Regions from separate parts of the Mus musculus genome. Here region 1 is linked to region 2. Evidence: chromatin loops called from intact Hi-C (ENCODE). Cell type or tissue: heart. All regions are shown on one strand. Each heading gives the region's core, and the rest is flanking DNA. Links, peaks and the distances in the headings are about the cores only. Region 1 holds the start of Tmem185a (transmembrane protein 185A). Region 2 holds the start of Ids (iduronate 2-sulfatase).

Region 1 (8,276 bases), core at 277-8,276, 110 kb before region 2:
GCCCTAGGCATCAAAGACAGGGCTGTCAGTAAAATGCTTGCTGCAAAACCATCATGACCTGGGTTTAGATCCCCTGCACCAGATGGATGTGATGATGCATGCTTACAATGCTCCTTTTACTGAGGCGGAGATTGGAGGAGCCCTGAAATTTGCTGGCCAGATAGTCTTGTTTGTTTGTTTGTTTGTTTGTTTGTTTTGTTTTGTTGCGGCAGGGTTTCTCTCTATAGCTCTGGCTGTCCTGAAACTCACTTTGTAGACCAGGCCTTGAACTCAGAAATTCAGAAATTTCGAACTCAGAAATCCTCCTGCCTGTCCCTCCAGAGGGCTGGGATTAAAGGTGTGCACCACCATGCCCGGCTCAGATATAGTTTTGAGTATTCAGTGAACTCCAGGTTCAGTGAGATAACCTATATAAAAAACTAAGGTTGGGAATGAGAGAGGAAGACATCCACTATATTGACCTTTAACTTCCATATGCATGACCCACATCCATGGATACACTCATACACATGTGTACTTACGAAATGAACATTTGCACATTTATACGCTATGCACACTCAGTTAAAAGTAAGCTATTCTATAATAAGAACAAAAATCTTCTTGGGTCCATGATCTGAAAGTCCGTAATAGGAAAACAGAACTTGGGTATCACACAATTTCTTCCTAGCATAGTATAAGAACGACTTCATGTGAGTTATTTTGAGGCAGATCTGGCAGCTCTAGTGGATAGAAAAACAAAATAAGGAAAAAATCCACAAAAAATAACTATGGGCTATCATAGGTCTCCAGTATCCTTTCAATGGAAACAGTGTTTAAATGATTTACCTGTATTACAAATTCTTCTGAGCTTTTTGTTTGTATACTGGATTTAGCATTGCTTAGTCAATGCTAATAAGAGTAAGAACTGGTAAAACAATTTGGTGATAAGCTCTCAGACGCCAACCTATCTGATGGTTTGCCAGAAAAGAGGGTGTTTCTGATACCCTTCTCCAAGATCATTTCCTCCAGCTGTTTGGGAACTGCTCAGGTTTGTGGCTAGAGACTGATTCAATTGTTCCTGGCCATGTGGCTGCCTTTCAGCTATTGCTGCTCAGATTTGTTTTCTGACCTAGTGAGCCTAGAGAAGCTAAGGGTAGGTGCAGACACTCGGAGTATTGTTTTCTCTGCTTGTAATTTTGTTTTCACAGCTTGAAATTTGTCCTTTAAGATCTAGCTCTTCAGTTCTCAAGTCCTGGACTTAGTCACAATGCTGCGTTTGACTATGCATTTCTGGTTGTTCTTAGCACCTCCTACTGCATCTGGCACAATGCAGGGTGTTTAGAATCCATAGTTTGGATGAAGTAGACTGAAGAACTAAAGGTTATATGTTAAGTCTGCTTAAATAATCCTTAGAGAAAATAATTTGGGGCCAGAAGAACATGACAGAAACACAAAGTAGGGAAGGAAAGTGAAGAGGAGACTAAGAAATTAGAGCAAGATGGGATCGAGAACAAAATCAAGTTCTATACGAATCTAGTCAGTGACCTCTTGTAGGCTTATCATATCTAAGAAACTTCCAATCACAAGTTCTAAAAGAAGCTTCCCTGAGTTGGTTGTTACTTATAGTCTCTGGGAAAAGACATAGGAAAGGTTGCAGATCCCAGCATCCCTTTCACTAGCCTTCCAACTTCTCTAGATCATCAACTTCCCAAACAGAGCTCTGTAGTCTATCAAACTCCTGTCCAGGAGATCTCAGGGCAAGAAAACTCACAGGTTTATGAAAATCACACTAAAGTGAGGAACAATAGATTTTCTTAGGAAAACACAAGTTGCATTTTTCGAGACAGTCTTTTTATACAACTGTTGGTGTCTTAGAACTTGATATGCAGACCAGACTGGCCTAGAACTCACAGAGATCCACCTGCCTCTGCCTCCTGAGTGCTGAGATTAAAGGCATGTGCCACTATACCTGGCCCAACTTGCTTTTTGTAAGTGGACAAAATCCTGGGGTTCGAAGCAATTCTCTAGTTGGTAGCACTTAAGGTTGGACTTTTGGGAACTTAGGGCAAGTCAGTTTTGAGCAGGGGCATCTCTGTGTCACCTGTCTAAAGAATTGTCAATCTCTCCCCTGGGTGCAGGCTGACTATCTTTAATAGGTCCAAGAATACATGCCTGCTGTCGTTTTTGACACTGGATTTAGTGATAAAACTAATGTTTAATTCTATACCCTTTCCACTTTATTAATGAAGCCCAGGGAAGAAGTCCTAGTAGCATGACGATCTGGACTGTAAAGAACCACTTCCTTCCCCTGATCTAGGTCTCCTAATTTAAATGTCATAATGAACTATGATTCTCTCCTCTGGGTCTCTGCTCTTCAGAAGTCCGTCACAGAGACCAGTGTGAATACTGAATACAAGTAGAGCTCATGGCTGGGTATCTAGCACATTTGAGGCACTCAAGGTAATTCCCTCTTTTGAAGATTAAATACAGAACTTTGAGATAGCAATTATTTTGGTATATTCAGTACTTTTCATGGCAACATGACTTATCAAAGAACATGATAATAGTATATTTTTGTCATTGTATTCAGAATAAGAATTTCCACATGGTCATGTCATCCCTAGAGAGAACTGCTAAAATTGCAATAGTGGGCCCATAGAGAAGTGTCTCAGTTACAGAAATACACAAGAGCTCACCATAAGTAGCATTTGGACTCTGAGCAACTTGCCTGGCCACTCTCCATGGAGCTTTTACGAAAACCATATTACATGTTATTCAAGTTGGAGCTGACAAGCAAGCTGTCTTCTTGACGTCTGCTTGGGGTGAAACCTCCAGAAAATAAAATGGTGCTGGCTACTCTGTCCAATGGCAGTTAACTTTTGGGAAGTATTTTAGAACTGGCATGTTCCTGCGCTTGTGCCATGAACTAGGGGCAATGGCTGGCCTGTTTTTATCTCGTGTAGTCTGACTCAGAACTCCACAATCTCTCCACCCACCTCTCTAGGTTCCCACAGATGGTTGCTACCATGCCAACCCGGTGCTTCAAATCCCCCATGGCCTCTGTGGTGCACATCTGGCAAAAACATGCTTTGCCGCCATACCTTTCTCTCTTGAACCCAGACGAGCCAGCACATGAAGGAAAACACAACACAAATTCAGTTCAGAAACAATGGTAACTCAATCTCTGGGTGCAACAACTAAAACCTAATCTTGTAAGCCTTATTAAAATCTACTTCCTCCGGTGGAGAATCCTTGTGGATCCGCCATAATACCAGAAAACTCTAGCAGCTACATCTTTTCCCTCTGCTATCCCCATTCCCAAAAGGACTTAATCCCCTCCTGCTTCCTTGCTTCCTCGCTTCCTCTGTCCAACCTGGAAGTCCCACCTCCTCACCCAGTGATTGGCCCTTTTATTCATTAGGGGATGGGTTCACAAGAAGCCACCTGAGCACGTGAGTGACTCATTCCTCATTCCAGACAGCCTCTCCCGGGAGAGCAAGCAGTATAGAGCCATCCACAACATTCTAGTTTGCTAGAGTGTTAAGTTGCATCTTTGTTCTTCAGCCTTCACTAGCTAGATCCCACAGTGCACATTATGCAAGCTTCTCTGTGCTTTGGCTCTTCTGTACTTTACTATCTATTGGGAGAGTCCGCAGGGCAAGACACTGTGCATCAACTGGAGGATGGTCAGAGAAAGTGGATCAACATTTCTGAGAGAGGGTCATGGTGCTTCAGTAGCTGAATGCTTCATCCAAGTTACTCATCCATAAACCAGCTCATATAATAATATCCATTTCTCAGTGGGTGTTAGGGAACATAATTACCACTTGTGAAATGTTTTCAAGTTTCCAAAAGAAAGATGATACATCACAGCAAAGTATGATTCTCCCAATTGTGATCTTCTTAAGCTCCCCCTGGGGCTCACTAACATAAAATTGCATGAAACTGCTATTGTAACAACCTATGACTCTTACCCGTAATGATTCCAGATTAATGTTTAAGGTTTTGCTGTATTATTCATAAAAACAACAGTTCAAACTGGCTGGAATTGAAAATGGTAAACTAAGTCCTCTGCTATGAGGTTGTTCCACTCTTAGATTTGAAAAGCAAATAGAATCCTTAGAGCATTCTTTAAGAATTTACGGATTTGGCAAAAAGAACAACTAGCAACCTTCTTTGTGCATCTAACATACAATGCTATGCATGATCTCTCTGAATTTTCTTAACCAGATAGAAAAGTATATATATATATTTTTTTCGAGACAGGGTTTCTCTGTGTCGCCCTGGCTGTCCTGGAACTCACTTTGTAGACCAGGCTGGCCTCGAACTCAGAGATCCACCTGCCTCTGCCTCCCGGGTGCTGGGATTAAAGGCGTGCGCCACCACGCCCGGCTGTATATTTTTTTAAAACAAACTCTTTTATAGAGGAGAAAATCTGAGCCTTGAAGATATTAACTTGCCCAATAAGACAAACCTGGCAATTCTAAATAGTATGTCTGGGAGTGGAGGAAGCCAGATCTGAAGCGACCACCAAGTCTAGGCAGGAGTCAAGGAGACTCTGAACTAGATTAGGATGCTTAAGGATGAGTTCCATCTCTCCAGATTAGGCATTCTGACAAATAGACCTGCTGTTAAGGACAGTGGGAACCCAAGATGAGAAGATGGCTGAGAGAGTAGATGACTGGTGCAGGGTAATGTGAGGTTTGGATGGTCAGGAAATCTGTGTAGCTTGGGGCACAGGAAGGAAGTTGATATGCAGGCTGGATTTACTGGAAACTCTGGTAGGCATAGGCCAAGATTCAGTCAATTTGGGGGGAAACCTTCAATTTCTGGTATGGGTCTGGGTGACAGGTGGCCAAGGTGACAGGTGTCTGTGATGATCTCACTGAGGTACTCCCGTTTGGCGTTCTCCCTCCTTATGACATCCACCCAGTCAGTGTTCCCCTCCCCGGACGTTCCCCTCTTCTTTTTGTAGAGATTCTGTCCCAGAGGCAGGCAGGCTGGTACCCCGGAGCAAAAAGATCCACTATCAATGTAACCTCCTGCTTCTGACGAGCTGGGGCGGAGGGGGTGTGGGGGTGGGGGAAGCAGGGAGCGGGTCTCAGAGCGCATGCGCATCCTAGCTACGGAAGCCGGAAGGAGTGTGGGAGACAGTTGGTTGCTCTGGTTTCTCCTGGCGGCGGCGTTAGCGACGAAGCTGCCTTTGGCAGCATGAACCCGCTGTGAGGCGCAGGCTTCGCGGCGCGGGGGGCGGGGGGAAGAGGAGGACGCCTCGGCGAAGTTCTCCGCCATGAACCTGAGGGGCCTCTTTCAGGACTTCAACCCGAGGTGAGGCGGTTATCCCGGCGACGCCAGGTTGGGGCTTGGGTTCGGGTAGCGGCTGGGAGCGGCGCGGCGGCCAAGGCACTGCAGTCTGAGCACCCAGGCACCAGCCTGAGGCTCCTTATGGCTGCCAGCTGCTCTCGGGAAAGCTGTGTTGGCCTCAGAGTCTGTCCATCCGCTTCTTCCTCCGCAACTGGTACCAACCCGCCGTGGCCCAAGTTGTCGAGGTTGGAGAAGTGTCCTCCCAGAGGGAAGCCCATTGATCTCCACTCGTCCTTTTTCATTGGTATTTCAACTTCTCTGTCTCGATTTATTTTTTCTTATTTTTCTTCTCACCGCTCCGCCTGCCCCCGTTTTCTATGCCAGGGCCATCTCACTTGACCCTGACACCCCCAGCCACCTTCGCACATGTTTCCTCTAGTTTCAGCATTTGGGATTTTCCTTGGATTTATGCCTGTCTGCCGTTCTTCGCTTATTTGTCAAACTGATGTCTGAGATACTGAAATTTTAGAGTCGTTGCCAGGGTATGGTAAATCTTACATAATGCCTTTGGGGGTGAACCTGATCGCCTCCAACGCATTTTCTTAGCCTTCTCTATGTAAGTTTATTCGCAGGAAGTAGATATTGCCCTGCTTATTTTCCAGACTTGAAATACCTAGTGGGCAGTGTGGAGAAAACACTGGCTAAAGTATATAAATCTCGGTCCTTGCACTTGTCAAACTGTTGTAAAAGTGTTCCCTCTGCGGCCTGTGAGCTCCCAAAGCAGAAACCACTTCCTGGTTGTTCCCTTGCACATCACCTCCCACCCATCTGTCATATAGTAGACACTTATAAAACGTCTTTGGAACTAAACTGAGTCAAGACTGAGGTTGGGCAGTCAAGTGATTCTCTACTTTAGTAAGCTGCAAGAGGAGTTCATTTCACTGATATTTTTCAAGTCCATTACTATTTAAAAGGAATATCTGCTCATTTTATTTCTAAGTGGTAAGACACGCACTCAAGTAAGCTAGCCTTCCTCCGTACGTGAGGTCCTAGGCTAGGCGCTTGCAATGCTTGGCCGTCCTAGCCTGGAAGCAATGGGAATATGAACAGATAAGTAGCTGTATTGTGCACTCCTGAGGATGCCACTTTCTTGGCTGTTTGTTGGAGACAAAGGAACTGGGGAGAGAAGAGGGGACTATTTAGAGTGCAGTCTCCTTAAGAATGGTAAAATTTTAAAATTTAAAGCCTCCTCTGGCCTGGGTGCTCTTACTGTCTTTGTGTTTATAGTCTGGCCTTGTTCCGTGGTCATCATCAATGGCATTGAGCCTTCTTAACGGAGAGGAGTTCATTTAGAGGAACTACCACAGAGCCAACCATAGCTTTTCTTCTACTGCTCCTGGATTAGGGTTTGTCTATAGGACAACTGTGTTGGTACTGAAGCTGGACAGGTCTTGTGTATTTTCATTGTTTGGAGAGAGTGACAAGAAACAGAAATAGAGGCTGAATTTTTTGTGTTCTTGGGTAACTCACTTATCTGTTTCATCTGTAGAATGAGTATAATTGCTCACAAGGCTATTGAACCTGAATTAATGGCTGATTGCACAATGTGTTACAAATAGAAATCGTTTATTATGGGACAGATAGTCCAGAAGCTGCAAGGTGATCTCCCAGTTATCTAAGAGTTGTGAAAGCAAAAATAGTGGTCCTCTGATAACACCCTTAGCCAGTTTTTCCTTTACTTTTTTTCCCTTCCAAATACTAAAGTCTAAAATTTATAATGAGATACTTCGAAGAGATTTATAATGATCATCAACACATTTATTTGTGCTTAAATTCTAAGTGGAATAAAATGCATCTTTCCCTGAAAAAATTAAAAGTCTTTTGTACCCCACCATTGTCCTGGTTCAATGTCATTAGTGGGAAGGAAGAGTGTTACCTTCTAGATGTTCCAGGGATACAATGGCCAGGTGATATTAAGAAGTAGATTTTTCTTAGCTGGCGATGTTTCATAAACTGTGGATGATCTAGTTTATAACACTGTATCTTAATCTTGCACCATGCTGACGAAAGCCTTTCAGACATCTGGAGAGCAAACTTGGGGGGGGGTGTTGACAGGAAAGCACCCTGTGCTAAGACCTCAGATCTGTGCTTTTGTCTAATTATCTGTTTCTAATTCTGAACCAGTTCACACATGGCCCTCTTACTTCAGGACTTTATCATGCTCTGCTCATTTAATAGGACAGCTCCTTCTCTCCTTGATTCAGGTCCCATTTATCATTGAAATATCTGTTCATTTGGTAGTTGCTGAAGTAAGTTGTTCTGGCTTCCTCAACCTGGTCCATTCCTCCCTGCATGTACAATCTCTGTAGAATATCATAGTCTTCTTTAGAGGCCTTATCTGTGCTCTTGCTCTTTTTCTCTGTTTATTTAATTGATATTTCTCTCTCCTACTGAAATTCAAACCATGTGAGGCTAAACCCATAGCTTTTATTGTCAAAATTTATATCCATGAGATAATGGCTGGCACAGTATTAGTGAAATGAATGATAACTCACCCTAGCCTGTAAGAACCGTCTAGAGCTCCTTCTTGTCAATGACTGCTTTCTTGCTGGTGTATGAACTATTTATTTTCCCTCTCTCTTCCTGTGCCCCTTCAGAGTGTAACTGTTGTATTGACAAGCTGGGAAAGACCTTAACAGTACGCACAGGGCAATGTGCTTTCTTGACTCTGGGGACCATTACAGCAACAGCCATTGGTATTGTCTGCTGGCTCCCACACCATGCACTGTGACTCCAGGCCTCCTCTCATACCTTGCAAATCTTAGTCACTGAGAATTCACTGCAGTTTGTCAGTTTTCTAGAAATAGTAGTGACACAGAATGATTGAAAAGTGTTTAGCACCCAGCTGTGAAGGGCTGATAGCTGACCCTATACCTATTTCCATCTACCACAGATCTGGTTGATCACGAACTTCTTTTCAGAATTGCCTTTTA
Region 2 (8,323 bases), core at 324-8,323:
TCCAAAGATCTGATTAGGCATTTGCGGTTTAAATATTTGGTTTTTAGCTTATGTTTTAAGTGGGGAAATCTGTTGCCTTTCAGTGTGAGTACTTGAACACCTGCGCGTTGGCGTCCCCTGGTGGATACTTTTAGAATCTCTGCTTTAGCCCACTGCTAGCAGTTAACCCTGGTCTTGTGTGCTCCAGATACTACTTACTACCTTCTGCCCATCAGGAGCTGAGCTGGGTTACCAATCAATAGCCTGAGGGAAAAGTCTGGGCTCAGAAAGATAGAGAGAGGAACGTGGGGGAGACCTAGACAGAACTTGAGGGGAATGAAAACCAGGACCATCGAGAAGGTGATGTGGAACACGTGAAGGAAGCAAGCAAGGTGTGCCTGGCTTTGTATTTGTCACCACGTGTAACTCAGGGCAGTAGCTCCGCAGAGGTCAGGACTGGTGAGGATTGCATCCCCTGTTCTGTTCCCAGCATTCCTTGGGGCTCCACGTGCACCTTTCGGGAAGGAAGACAGTGTCAGAGTCTGGTTGGTGATGCAGTTCACTGTCATCTTCTGCAGCTAGGGGCAGCATGGCCTACTATAAGCCATGGTCACCCAGGCCCTGCTGTGTCCAGCCATGGTTTCTAGACAGCCAGAGAGCAGAGTCTGGTGGTTGCTTTGTGCATCTGTGCACAACTATATCTGAGAACATTGAAGTGGACGTTTAGCACACTCGATGGCAGGTGCAATGCTGGGTATCCTCCAACTGGGGACATAATTTCATGTGCCGACAGAACTCAAATGTGCCCTTGTAATTACAGAGTATACTCCCAGGCACCTAGTTGCACGAAGTGAGTCATTCTCTCTTATAAATGTTCTTAGCATCATGTTTCTTCTTCCAGTGTGCACTTGAACCCAAGCACACTCCTTGGGGGAGAGTGTGGGAAGGAGTAGAGCCTACCACAAAGAAGAATCCTTATGTGGATCCCTGGAACCCAAACAAATGAAAGACTCAAATTCTTTTCAAATCCTCCTCCTGCCACAGTGGCAGGGTGACAGAGGATTAATTGATTACTGATTGTGTCCTTTCTTGTTCCTGTTGAGGCTGTGCCATAGGGAGAGGTACAGTGCAATTCTAAGGGCAAGAGCACTCCTGATCTCTGCTTGGAGAGTCTTAGAACTGACTTCTGCAGTCCATGAGCATGAGTGCCTTGGATCTGCTTCCGAGGAGCTTTGACAGTGTAGAAGCACATGAAGGCTGCTACATTTCCCTAAACCTCCCAGACATGAGTGAGGGTGTAGCATGGGCTCTGCAGCTTGGAACCAGGTTATGGTGAGGTAATTTATTTGGAAAGCAGCACAAATGCTTAGGGTCTGTAAGGGCTGGCTAAGATTTTACTATATGGTCTTGTTTCTGTTTTAAAGCTCTATGTATGGATTGAACCCTGGGCCATCTATGTGTCAGGCCTGGTTTCTCCCACTGGGATGCATTCCCTGCCCTTTACTGTTTCTTGTCAGTTGCTTTTTTGAGACAGGTTCTGGTAAGTTTCCCAGGCTGCCTTGCACTCCTACTTCCTCTGCCTCAGCCTTCCGAGGAACTAGGAGCACAGGTACCATCAATTGTTTTAAGTTCAAATTGTTTGAAAGTTGTTAAAGTACTTGTGCCACAAATCATATGGCTTAGACAATTGTGTCCCACAGTTCTGGATGAGGAGAAGTTTGAAATCAAGCTGTCAGCCAGCAGTCCATGAACTCTCCGACTCTCATGGAGGAAGAAGGATCATGGCTTGCATGCCCCTGGCTTGTGCTCTACAAGAGTCTCTGACATTCCTTAGGTGCATTCATTTATCTCTCTTCACATATACATCTTTTAGTGTGTTTTTGTCTTCACTATCCATCCCATATTTTTGTATGTAAGTTTGTGTGTGTGTTGTATGTTTTGTGTGGATATGCCTGCATGTGTGCATCTGGAGCCCAGGGATTGACATGTTGTATCTCTCCTCATTTTTTGAGGCAGGTACTTAAGAAACCTGGGGTTTACCACTGGCCAAGAATAACTGGCCATTTAATGTCAGAAATTCTCCTGTCTCTCCCTCCTCAGTATTAGCATTACAGATGTGCTCTGCTCTACCTTGCCATTTTATGTAGGTGCCAAGGTATTGGATTCTGGTCAGTCCATTTATCCAGTAAGCACTATATTGACTGAGCTGTCTCTTTAACTTTCTAATTTTCTCTATTGTATAAGGACACTAACCATGCTGGATCTCCACACACTGGACAAAGGTTATCTCTGTAAAGCCCCTATTTCCAAATAATGATATATTTTGTGGTGTTGAGTGTTGGCACTTTAATGTATCTTTTCATATCTTTTCAGGGTCAATAATTCAGCACATAATCACTTTTGGCATATAGTACAAAAAGAAGGTCTGTCTTTCTATATCTTTAAGTGAGACTTTTCATTCAAATGTTTCTCACATCACTCTTGAGAGTTTATTTCAATGTAAATCTTATGTATAATTCTGTATGTTATATTGTGGCTTTCTCAACTTTAGACATTGTCTGCTGATTTCTTGTCATGATAGATGAAATTATAGTTCATTTATCTCTTCCTCTATGTGCATATTTTAAACCCTTGATTATGTAAAATGATTAAATCTACACACATACAATCTACACACACACAAACACACACACAGACACACACAGACATACACACATACACACACAGACGCACACACACACACATATCATGGCTCAACTGATCCTGATGTCTACTCTTGCTCTTCTCCTTTCTTTCCTCAGTTGTTTTTCTAAAGGACCTCCACAGCAAACATCATACATGTTTAAGTGTCGAGTCAGTTATCTTTTGTGAATGTGCATGCATGTGTTGAGCATGTGACCTATGCTCAGAGGCCAGAGGTCTTGGGTATCTGTCACTATTAATCTCTGCCTTGTTTCTTTGATATATAGTCTGTCACTGCATATGGAGCTCCTGGTTTGTTTGTTTGTTTGTTTATTTTCTTCATTTAGGCTGGCAACCAGTGATGCTACCATCTCTGCCCTCTACAGTCCTCAGTGTTAGGGTTACAGGTATGATTGGCAAACTTGTACAGATTTTACTTAGTTTTTGAGAAATGAGTCAGTCACAAATGATTTAACATTCTAGAAATTTGTTTAATATTTTGAATAAATTTTATATAGAAAGAATTGGCCTATTTTCTCTGGATGTGCCTATTGTATGCCAAATTGGGACTGAGCCACAGAGAAGTATCACCTTTTTTTTTATTTTAGAGTTATTGCAGGAGTCAGAAGAGGGTTTCAGATTCCCTGGAACTGGAGTTATGTATGAATGTGACTCATAACAGTCTGTCCCAGTCCTCTTCAGGAACAACAAGAACTCTTAACCACTGTGCCATTTCTCTAGCTGACAGAAGCCTAATTTTATGATGGTTTCAGCTAAAGGTTTTAGATTTTAGTGAAGTTACATGATTTCCTTTAAAATGTTCAATGAAATAAAATCTGAGTGTAGATCATGGAGGGCAGTTCATATTTTTATCTGTTGTACTTAGAAAATATCGGCTCTGACTTTTCAATAGTAGTAATCATTCAAGGCTAGAGAGTCTACAACCAAGAAGGCCACTTTGTTTTCCTTAAACTGGACTATGTACCATCCCTTAAACTTGAGGTTCATTCATTTTGTGGTCACCATTGCCATCTACTCTGTGTTTTGGCCTCCAAATCTCTCTAGTTGTAATGGAAGTTGAGCCTCAGCTATGTTTCTGTTTGGATTTGAACCATGGCCATAATTTGTGGAAAACACTGAGGGTGTCTTTCATTGTCTTATTCCCTATGTTTCTATCTACCCTAAGCCTGGATGTGAGGGTGCTCAGAGACCTTGTTTATGAACTTGAAAAGAGTCTGCTAAAGAACTATAAACACTGTGTGTCTACCCCCTGAAGAGGTATGCCCCCCATGGACAGCCACACTGTCCCACATTTTCTAGATTAATGCCTTTGTTTAAGAAATTTAGGCTTTCATAATTTTCAGTTTTGAACAGTAATGAGGATATTAGTAGCATGTAGCATGTAGTATTGATATGAGAAGAAACTATTGCCTTTAGTTTAACATGTTGCCTAGAAGATGCCACAATATCAATATTTTTGCAATAACAAATACAAAACTTTCATCAGTGTGCTTGACATTGTGCTAGATTTTTAATGGGTGGGGGATTAGGCGTGACTCATCAATAGAGGATCTAGTTTTTCAAAGCTCCATTTGGTAGAAAGAAGACATATCCTTCTTGGTCTTCAGTCAAAAATGAGCAGTAGGTAATTGTTGCCACAGGAGTCTGACTCCCACTCACTGTGCCCATCTCTTCTCTTCTCTCCAGAATTTTCTTCCTGGCTGGCTCCAGCCACCATCACTGTCTACTACCTGCTGCGTAATTGCTGTTCTCTCTTTTTACAGACGTCAGGTGGATTGCTTCTTCCCTTCTAATATTTGTTCAACAATCACTTCACCAGTGAGGTAAAGTGATAGTGACTAAACTACCTCAATAGAAAATAATCAGACCCTTCCCCTCAGATTTATTTTGTCCAGGCACATTCTCTGAGTTTATTTTAAGCTCAATCAGAACAGGCACTGAGAACTCCAGTACTGTCAACAATGTCCGGTATACATGCATGTATGTGTGAGAGGGCACACACAAGTTGTGGTTGTGTGTGTGTGCATGCGCGTGCATGCAGTGTTTTAATAAGGATTTGTTGAGCCAATAAAGAGGAAAAGAGATCCTTTTAGGAATAAAATGGAAGTTTGCAAAGGGCTTCTTTGGAGAATGGGCTGGAAAGAAATCAAGCCCCTAGTTATCACTGCCTACTGTAAAATGTACGCAGGGAAAGCCACAGCAGCACTGTTTCCGGTTAAGGTTCTGCCCACCTTGACTGATCGTGCTCAGACGTCCGGCGCCATCAGGCTCCACCCCCGACAGGGAGGGGACAGAAGAGAGTTGCGCAAGCGCATTCGTGCTCGGGCCAGCGCCCGGGCCTTTGGGCCCGAGGCAGAGGTGTCGCGCAGTTTTCTCAGAGACTTTGGTGGTGACAGCGGCTGCAGCGGCGGCGGCGGCGGCGGCGGCGGCGGCCACTGCTACGTAATGGTCCCGCTGTAGCCTCACGCCACCTTCTTGCAAGACTGCGCCGAGGCAGAAATGTCGCCGCCGCCGCCGCCGCCTATCTGGCGGCAGCTTAGCTTCAGCTTGTTGCTAGGCTCCTTCTGCATCGCCCTGGAGTCCGCAGCGCAAGGCAACTCTGCTACAGGTGCCAATTCCTTGCTCCCTGCCTTATTCAACCTTGTCTCTGTTCCTGCTAATGTTTATTCTTCCACACATCCTATCTTCGTTTTTCATTCTTCCTTCATCATTTTCACCCACATTTCACCCCTCCCTACTCAATATCCATCTTTGCTTCCTTTCGTCGATTCTGCCCGCATTCATCTTTCTTTTTAGCCCCCGCATTCATCTTTCATCCATCCATTCCTCCTTCCTACCCCTCCTCTTCCTTTCCATCCCTTCATGTTTTTTCTTCTCTTTTTAAAAATTAATTTTGAGGATTTCATAAATGCATTTTATAACATCCCCACTGCTCCCCCTAACTCTACTCAGATGCACCCTATTCCCAAGCTCATTTACCCCCCCCCCATGATTTTATAACCCAGAGTCCAGTTTGTGCTGCCCATATGCACATGGGTGTGGAGCCATCCACTGGTGCAAATTACATCTCGCCAACAGTTCTTTCCTCTCCATCTGTCCATTTTCCTTTCTTTACCCTTCCTTCTACTCCTCCTTTCCTTTCTGCTACTGTCTTCTATCCACCCTTTTATTTTACCATCCTTCCATCTTTCCATCTGACTTCTATTCCTTCCTTCTTTGATCCCCCCTCCCATCTTTGTCTCTGTCTTTGTCTCCTTCTTCTTCACCTAGATGTGGAGACATGATTGAAACATAAGACCCTCACCTTGGATAGGGCTTTTGTGTACTCCAACCCCGCCCTTGCTGGAGCAGAGCCCTGGTCGCCCCTTTTCTGGGTGGACTGCCTTTATCCTTTCATTACCCTAGGGAGGGGGATTTTAGTGTCATTGCATATGGTATAACCAAAGCCCCTCTCTCCTGTGCAGATGCTCTGAACATCCTTCTGATCATTGTGGATGATCTCCGCCCCTCCCTGGGCTGTTATGGAGACAAGCTAGTGAGGTCCCCGAACATTGACCAGCTGGCATCCCATAGCGTTCTCTTTCAGAATGCCTTTGCTCAGGTATGTCCAAGGACCTTTAGGTATGGATATATGCCTCTTTGTGTATAGACAGTAGGGAGAAGCATGCTGCTGCTCTAGAGACCTCCTTGAAAGGGGAAAGCAGAACTTAGAAAATGAAGGCCTAGGCAAGTCTCTTCACAGACAAGGAAGCTCACATTTGCAGGATTTCCCCTCCTTCTTGGGTGGAGACAGTGCCCTGGCCCTAACACGCTTAAGACAGGCTTGGCTAGCTTTCAGCTAGAAACAGGAATTGACGGGAGCTGAAAAATCCAACCTGTGGGTCTGCCAACCGAGTTGTGGGTGGCTGAGAGTGGGCGGCTAAGAGTCAGTCCATGGCAGTTGTCCTCCCTGAACCTCCTTTTCAGGGCTACTCTCTAAGAGCATCACCCTTTCTGGGTACCTAGGGGTGACATTGCATAGGAAAACACAATTGCTGTTCTGAGAGCTTGATTGCTGTCTTCCTTTGCTGGGCAGACAATAGTCTCCAGTACCTGGGCAAGGCCCTAATCCTACTGGTTGGTTTTGACATCTACATGACTCAGCTGCCAGGCTGTTGCTGAGGATCTAGAGAGGTTGCTTAGTTACCTTGAAGACTGCAGACACATTTGGCTGTGACGTTGTTGACATTTGCTTCTGCTCCTTAACAGCAAGCAGTGTGCGCACCAAGTCGAGTGTCCTTCCTCACCGGGAGGAGGCCTGACACCACCCGCCTGTATGACTTCAATTCCTACTGGAGGGTACATTCTGGAAATTTTTCCACCATCCCCCAATACTTCAAGGAGAATGGCTACGTGACCATGTCGGTTGGGAAAGTCTTTCACCCTGGTACTGTTCAATTACTAAAACCTGGGCCTTTTGTTTCTATGCTTCAATACTAGGTTGGGACTATCCTTGTAGTGGCTTTTCCCTTGTCAGGCTTAGGTAACTTGTTCATTGATGCCATTCTATGAAAAACAACAAAACAAAGCATTTCTTTAACCTAGTTTCATATTCACATTCTAAATGAAAAAGAATAGAAAGAAACAGATTTCCTTTTAGAAGTTGGAGGTAATGTCGTCAGATTCATGTAGCTGCTGTCGGAGAGGCAGGTTTGGTGTCAGTTCAGCTCTGGGCTTGACCACAGGGTGGTCCTTAAAGCTCTGGTCTGGGCCTTGCAGGATGCCTGTCTGTAAAGTTTGGGGGTGAGGACCTCAAATGTCCAGAGGTATTGTGTGGACTTGATGTCCGAGTATGGGCTTCAGCGTGGTGAAAGGCACTGCTTTCTCTGTGAGGAATGTTAGGAAGAGGACATCAGCTGGGTGTCAAATTCTGACTTTGAATACTACCTGATAAAGTAGTTATTTACTTCCTAAATGAAGAATAAATAACACTTTAAAACAGATAATAGGATCACATGATCCCTTGATTTCAAGATTTTTAAGAAACCAAAGAATGTAAGTGTGTAATTGAACCACCCTGGGGAAAGCTGTGTTTGATGTGGCAAACAAAAATTTTCTTGTGTTTTGGACATAGTGTTATTCTGATTTGTGGCTATGTTATTTTTATAATTTTACACTATGAGTGAGAGTAAATATTTCGCATTATATTACACTCCTCAAAAATTCATTTTTAATGACAGCATAGTAGTCTGGCATAACAGGCTTCTGGCTTTTTACTGATGTGGAAGCGGAGTTGACCTCACTGGGAAATAGCATCAGGGATGTGGGCACTTGGTCCTGGTCTAAGTGCTGCCACTTCTTAGCCATGTGGCTGTCTTTGGCTAAGTTTTTCTTCTTCTTTGAGTCTCACATTCCTTCTCTGGAATGCTGGGGCTGTAGTTTTCTTGATGCCTAACGAAGGGAACATGCTAGTAGGGACATCCATGAGTGTGAAGTGTGTTCAAATGCTAGAGCTGTGACCATGACGGTACTTCTCACCAAAGGAGACAGCTTGGGCGTCTCTAAGAGTTCTTTGTACATCATTATGGCTCAGGAGCTTTCTTCTAGAACCTACCAGGCAGTCCAGATTGAAAGTAGTAGTCAGTTTTTAAAAAGCAGGCCC

What was found. Hi-C counts contacts between places; a loop is a spot of excess contacts. Peaks named below come from ENCODE experiments on the same cell type or tissue, not always from the same donor. Only the 100,000 strongest peaks of a DNase experiment are listed, where the experiment ranks them.
Region 1: a loop joins it to region 2, with 2.9 times the contacts of the local background. A loop is called at or near these places in 8 of 42 quality-filtered maps.

The regions. Positions count from the first base shown.
Region 1 is chrX:70,474,009-70,482,284 of GRCm38, reverse strand. It overlaps Tmem185a (transmembrane protein 185A), which reads left to right and starts at 5,105. Exons shown (of 7, transcript NM_001357750.1): 1 at 5,105-5,307. The coding sequence starts at 5,270. In heart, for the core only: a CTCF peak has its summit at 5,166; a DNase peak (open chromatin) is centred at 5,114; H3K4me3 peaks cover 2,142 bases; H3K27ac peaks cover 1,177 bases; H3K27me3 peaks cover 347 bases.
Region 2 is chrX:70,361,762-70,370,084 of GRCm38, reverse strand. It overlaps Ids (iduronate 2-sulfatase), which reads left to right and starts at 5,000. Exons shown (of 9, transcript NM_010498.3): 1 at 5,000-5,290; 2 at 6,147-6,283; 3 at 6,931-7,108. The coding sequence starts at 5,182. In heart, for the core only: no CTCF peak of the experiment used is centred there; a DNase peak (open chromatin) is centred at 4,974; H3K4me3 peaks cover 1,330 bases; H3K27ac peaks cover 999 bases.